2 separate regions of the Homo sapiens genome follow, and region 1 is linked to region 2. Evidence: chromatin contacts called from ENCODE Hi-C or POLR2A ChIA-PET data. All regions are on one chromosome and are shown on one strand. The core of a region is the stretch at or near the end of the contact, and the rest is flanking DNA. Distances in the headings are between cores, read along the strand shown. Region 1 overlaps SLC25A13 (solute carrier family 25 member 13). Region 2 overlaps SLC25A13 (solute carrier family 25 member 13).

Region 1 (3,058 bases), core at 391-2,890, 67 kb after region 2:
TACAAAAGTCATCTTTCAGGACAAATGAATTCACTCTCCTAATATGAGTTAGAGCAGCCATAGGTAGGGGGTCACCAGAAAATTCCTACCTGTAGGAATATTTTTTAAACAGACTTTCTTACAAGGGAATCAAGCCACAGTTGCAGGCTCATTACTTTAACAAATCACAGTGGTATAGAATGGTGTATTCAAAATAGTTGTCAGATCTAAGAGAGGATGGTGGGGAAGAATATAAGAAAACCTACACGAAAATAAGAAATGCTAATTTGAAAAATAAAATGCAAAGAAAAGCAAAGCTCTCCTCTTTCACTGGGAGGCTGTAGAGATGTGAGACCACCATCTCTGTGAGGGCACCTTACTCCTCAGATCAACCCCAACTCTGGCAAAGATCAGGAAACAAAGTAGATTCTCTGGAAGTGCTGAATATAGAATAAAGTCTTTCAGGTCAGTAAAAATCTGACATTTACAATGAAAATAGGCAACTCTCTTCAGACCAATGGTTCTCAAAGTGTGGAGACCATCAGCATCACCTGGGAACTTTTAAAAATACAAATTATCACACCCATCCCAGACCCAAAGAATCAGAAACTGGGTGAGGCCCAGCAATCCCCTATGATTTAACAAGCCCTCCAGGTGACCCTGATGCAGTTAAAGTTTAAGAACCACAGCTTTAGATAATGTCCAATTTTAATGTACGGATTATAAGATGTAGGTTCTCAGTCCTCGCTGCATATTCAAGTCCCCTGAGGTGCTTTTAGGTTTTACAAAACCCAAACCATACCAAAGGTCAATCAAATGAAAATTTCTAGAATGGATATCTTTAGAGCTCCCTCAAGAAATTACCATGTGTGGGTGGACTGAGAACAACTGCGTTAGGACCCGAGGCCCAACCTCAGCTGCTACGTCACCAACTGTACAGCACAGCCCTTCCTCAGCAATACTTCCCCAGTCACCCTCCCAAACCTGAAACATCTGAAAGCCAAGACAAGCACAGACTTACACTGAAAATTCTACTATCATAAAGTAAATATTTGCCTTAGATAAGAACTACAAACTCAAAGAGGTAGCTCATCAAAAGCAAGCTTCTGGGTGTGTGTGTGGGTGGGTGGGTGTAAATAAGCATGCAGTGACAAGCAGGAAACGGAGAGAGAAGGAGAAACAGTCCTGCATAGTCTTTTGAACCTGAGGAAATAGTGCAGTAGATGGCCCTGAATCCCAAAGAAAAGTATTCTTGGGTGTAACCTAACCACTTAGAAGCAGGGGCCCACCCTCCTTCTTTATCTTCCTATACTAAAGACACTAGAAGGCTGAAACTACAATTCCCAGACTCCCTTGCTGCTATGCGGCCTATGTGCCATCAATTAGATGAAATTGAGTGAGATTTGGCAAATGTTTGGGAGTTGGGGGGCACCTTCTGCTGTTTCTGCCAAGCACGCACCATTGCTGGAAGTGTCTAGTTTTCCTGTGGCAACCTCCTGCCCTCCCATGTCAGTGGCCACATGGTCCTGAAACACTCTCCACTTGGCAGGCAGCATTGTGACTGCACAGGAGGTCACTGCTGTCTTGGTGGCCTGCTCTGCTTGAGACTCTAGACGTCATTCTTTAGAGCTCAACCTCAAGTCTGTTTCTTTACCTTCCCAACAAATTGTGTAAGCCATTTAATATCCTGTAATAAATCTCTCTCTGCTTAAACCAGCTAGAGTAGATTCTGTTCTCTGCGAGTGAGCCCTGACTGATACAATCAGTAATTGCAAAAGAAAGTTTGGAATTCCCTAAAACCACAGTTACCATTAACTTGAGAAGAAGAAAAAGGTATCTCAAACTTAAGAAAATAATTTTTTATTGAAACCACTGAGTCACTCATCCTTCATCCTACAGTTTCCCTACGACCTAATAAATGAAGAGCAGTCATTATGGGAAAAGTTACTGAAATATAAATTAGTACAAAGACAAGATGCCCTGTTAAGCATTCTTCAAACCACAACATTTCTATGTAATCAGCTGGCAAAACTTCATTTCACTCAACAGTTGACTTATAAAGTATCAGACACCACAAATGTTAACCCACTGGGTAATTACATCAGCGAGTCATTTCAGAGGCACTAGAGATGTTTATCAGAAGGATTCAGTAGGTTGTGATGTATGTTAGATTTCACTCTGCTCTGTTGTAGAACATAAACTAGAAAGCCATCATCATTAAAATTCTGATATTAAGAGGCAGAGTATAACAGTTAAGAATGAATGGTGGTGTTTTAGCTGGGTTCTGTTATGCCAAAAGAGCCTGAAACATACTAGTTCTGGATTTTACTATTATTGTTATTAAGCTGACCTCTACCTGCTAGATGGGAGTAGCAACCCCTTCCCCAACAAGCTGCAACAACCAAGAAACTGTCTCCAGAGGTTGCTAAAAGAAATCCTCTTGGGGGCCAAACTACCCCACCCCCCAGCTAACAACCACTCCTTAGATGGTGATGCTCTACTTGCTCATCCATGCAACACAATCACCTATGGGAAAGCTGCAGTGTACTAGGCCCAGCGCCAGGCACCGAGGAGAAAACACCCAATAAATCAGAAACCCTGCCCCAAGCAGGGAAAGCTGACTTATCGACAAGTGGTTGGTACAAAATGTATGATGATACATGCTATCATAAGGCAGAGTGGCAGGAGAATTAATACACTAATTCTGCTAAAGTTGAGGGTCACAGAGGCAGTCTTTGGAGCCGGATCACTTATTATTAATTATAACGATAACAATGACCAGCTAACTTTTACTGGGTCCTTAACTCTATGCCAGGCATTATGCTAATGGCTTTTTATCTTATTTCATTTATATACTGTATCATTAAAACTCTTTAAGGGGAAGAGTGAGTAATATCCCCACTTTTCAAATAAAGAAGCTGAGGTACTAAAGAGTCTTAAATGAATACCAGTAGATCACACAGCCAGAAATGACCCCTGAGCTCAGGTTATTTAGACACTAATTATAATACCTGAAGGATATTCCCAGAGTTTAGCAAGCAAAAAGGGGGACTTTAAAGCTACCTTTAAGAATGGAGAC
Region 2 (3,264 bases), core at 278-2,777:
TGGTATTTACTGACCACCTGTGAATTGACCTAGGGCTAGTACAAGGGGAATACAGATAAATGATACATGAAACATGACCCCAAGGGACTTCTAGTCTAGTGAGGCAGACAGCACTGGTCTAGAAACAGACTAGTGTATAGAGGAAGGACAAATCATAACACAAGAACTAGTATGGTAATAAAAGTCTTTGTGGCAGAAATGGCATTTGAGCTAGGCCTTAAAAAATGAGTACAACTTGGATATGCGGTAATGGGTGTAGACTAGAGGGCACTTCAGGCAGAAGGCTAATGCAAGAAAGCTAAGGAGTGTACAGGGAAACTGATGAGTGACAGATTTTGTCTGGACAGTGGAGTGCATAAAAGAACAATGTAAAATAAGATTAGAAATATAGGACCAGAGGTGGCCTTGAAGAAAGAAAAGGGCCTGGTCATTCTTCTCTAGGAAAAAGGAGTGACTTTAACTTTCCGAAGGTCAAAATGTGGGTCAAATCTAAGCTTTAGGAAGAACATGAGAGGCCAAGGACGTTTTGACTTCCAAAGAGGAAATGGGTCCATAAAAGCTTTCCTAGATTTTATTTTTTAACAACTGCTATTTTAAGTATCCAAATACTTTAATGATACATTGAGATACTCCAAGTTTCCGGAGGATATGGAAGGAGGAAGAAAATAGGAATGGTTTTCATATATTTTACAGAAAACTTAGTTACTTCTAAACATCCTATAGAGAGAACACATTTTTATAAAAACTGTTACAAAGTGAACTTAGCTGTTTCCCAGAATGTCACCCAATTACAATAATGCTACAAAGAAAGGAAAAACGCAGTGTGTTCAATATAGCATCTCTGTATCATTAACCATCCAAAACACATGCTTCTCAATGCCTGGGAACACTCAGGAAGAGCATGTGTTACAGGGGAGTACTTCCCAAGGACATTTTATCCTCTACTAAGGTCTCTCTCACCGAGACTCTGCGTAGGAGGCAAGAAGGGGGGCAAATATGAGTCAAGCATTCCTGGCTGAACTCCAGGAGCTTACCACCAGCTGTTTGGAGGAAGGGGAGATAGTCATGAGCACACATAACCACTAGAAATTAAGAGTTAACTGTAAAAGAAAAAGTAAAGCACTAAGGGGCATAAAAGGGGTGAATTATTCTGCCTGGAAGAGTTGGGGACTGCTTCATGGCGGCATGGTATTTGAAGAACAAATTTTAAAGCTGAGAAGATCTTAGGGATTATCTACTTCAACCTCCTCATTTTACTTGTGAGGAAACGGAAACTGGAAAAAGTTAATGACCTGGGTTAGGCAAAACAACTGGCTTCTGACATTTTGGCCTGAAAACCAGGTCTCCTGGCTTCCATTTAACCTGGGTAGAATTCCAACTGCTGTGGGAAGATGGTGAAACCATGCCCCACAGGATTAAAGAATTTGGTAACTAACAAAAATTTATTAAGCTTGTCTTGCAGGACAGCAGAGAAGAAAACCATTTGTTACAGTTCTCTCTGTTTGCCACAAAATTGGCTGACAGACTGAGGCTGGTTGGAACCAACATAGCTGACTGGAGTCTGGGCAGAATAGACTTCTTCTCCTGTTGAGTAACCTTTTGACGTTAGAGGGCCAAAAACTCACCCTCAGTTCAAGCTAATGCCACCACTGTCCAAAGGTGCAACCCATGAAGCAGCATGGAAGGGCAACAGCATGCCCAAGACACTTTCCAAACCCCCTTTCCTTTCAGCCAATCACTAATCACTGTTCACCACCTAAACTCCACACTCAGAAGCCCTCCCTTAAATCTATGGCTGTAAGGCTGGTAGAGAAAGTCAAACTTGAGTGTGACTCCTCTCCCCTTACTCAGTTGCCTGGCAATAAACTTTCTTGCTGCAAAAAACTGGTGCTTTGTGTTTGGCTTTCCATTTTGTGCAGGCAAATGGACCGACTTTGGTTTGGTGACAATGGAGAGAGGAGGGAAGGGTAGAGAGAGGACATTCTACACTGGGGAAGCAAAGTACAGAGATGAAAACAAATGGATGTGCTGTATTTGGAGAAGCATGTAGGAGTTACCAATTCTCCATCTAGCAGGTCATGAGGAGCAAAAGACTGGCAAGAGCGAGATGCCAGCCACCTAGGGTGGACCTTAAGGGCCAAGCAACAGAATCTTGACTTTTTTTTCAGACAGTTAAAAATCACTCAGTTTCTGGATTAAGAAATGTCACATTCAAAACTTTGTTTTAGAAAAAGAACTGGTGTGGAAGATGAATTTAAAGGAGAGATGAGATGTGGGAGACAGCCTGGCAGCCAGGGATCACAGGGTTCTAAACCTGAGTGGGGGCCCTAGGAATGGAAGCAGAAGAAAGGCTAGAGAAACACAGCAGAGGCAGAAATTATAAAATGTGGTTAGGACTGGATGTTGGAGGCCAAGGCCAAGGAAACAGGCCAGGATGTTCCCAACATTTCCAACTTGGATAACTGAGTGGGATGATGATACCACCACCAAAGATAAACAAGAAAAAAGAAAAAAAGGTAAAAATTGGAAAGAAGGGACCTGTGGGAGAATGTAACCAACTGTGACTGTGTTTGAGGTAACAGTGGGACATGTAGTACAGTGTCCAGCCAGAAGCCAAAAGAGACCCAATGGACTCAAGAGAGATGCTGGTATGGGCAGAACTGTGTCCCCCGTCCCCAAAAATCCCAACCCCTAGAACCTCAGAATGTGACTTTATTTGGAAATAGGGTAGCTGCAAATGGAACTAGTTAAGATGAGATCATAGTGGAGTAGGGCAGGCACCTAATCCAATATGACTGGAGTCTTTTTTATAAAACAGGGAAATTTAAAAACAGACATGCACACAAGGAGAAAACCAAGTAAAGATGAACATAGAGATCAGGGTGACGCTTCTTCAAGCCAAGGAACACCAAAGGTTGCCCGCCCACCACCAGAAGACAGGAAAGAAGCACGGAACAGATTCTCCCTTACAGCCCTCAGAAGAAACCAACCCTGCTGAACCTCCACCTTGGATGTCTAGCCTCCAGAACTTAGGACAACTAATTTGTTTTTTTTTTTAAAGCTTCCCAGTTTGCGGTAGAGTACTTTGTTACAGCAGCCTGAGGAAACTAATATAGAGGCCAAGATTGGAAACACAGATCTGGCAGTTTTTAAAGAAAGGTTACTTAAAGCTGTGAATAAAAGTGCCCACAAGCATTTCATTTAGAGATGTTTCCTTTTCCTTTTCCTTTTAAGACATGCTGTAATAAAAGAAGACCTTGAGGA

The links. A loop is a pair of places that touch in the nucleus more often than their neighbours do. ChIA-PET counts read pairs that join two places held with the same protein, here RNA polymerase II (POLR2A). Pooled maps may share reads with other maps.
Region 1: a map of vagina shows a loop between it and region 2 (2.4-fold over the local background). The contact joins two enhancer-like sites. A Hi-C loop is called at or near these places in 11 of 168 maps with a recorded cell type or tissue (A673, adrenal gland, endothelial cell of hepatic sinusoid and 5 more) and 5 of 50 pooled maps. POLR2A ChIA-PET finds 5 or more read pairs at or near these places in 1 of 52 experiments (CD8-positive, alpha-beta T cell).

Annotation. Positions count from the first base shown.
Region 1 is chr7:96,302,256-96,305,313 of GRCh38, forward strand. The region is part of intron 1 of SLC25A13 (solute carrier family 25 member 13); the gene reads right to left. Among named protein-coding and RNA genes, the nearest start is that of SLC25A13, 18 kb to the right of the region's middle. Within about 2 kb of position 1,641, at least 8 of the 41 ENCODE cell types and tissues checked have a DNase peak (open chromatin) inside an H3K27ac peak, as active enhancers do.
Region 2 is chr7:96,235,349-96,238,612 of GRCh38, forward strand. All of the region lies in intron 3 of SLC25A13 (solute carrier family 25 member 13), which reads right to left. Among named protein-coding and RNA genes, the nearest start is that of MIR591, 17 kb to the left of the region's middle. Within about 2 kb of position 1,528, at least 9 of the 41 ENCODE cell types and tissues checked have a DNase peak (open chromatin) inside an H3K27ac peak, as active enhancers do.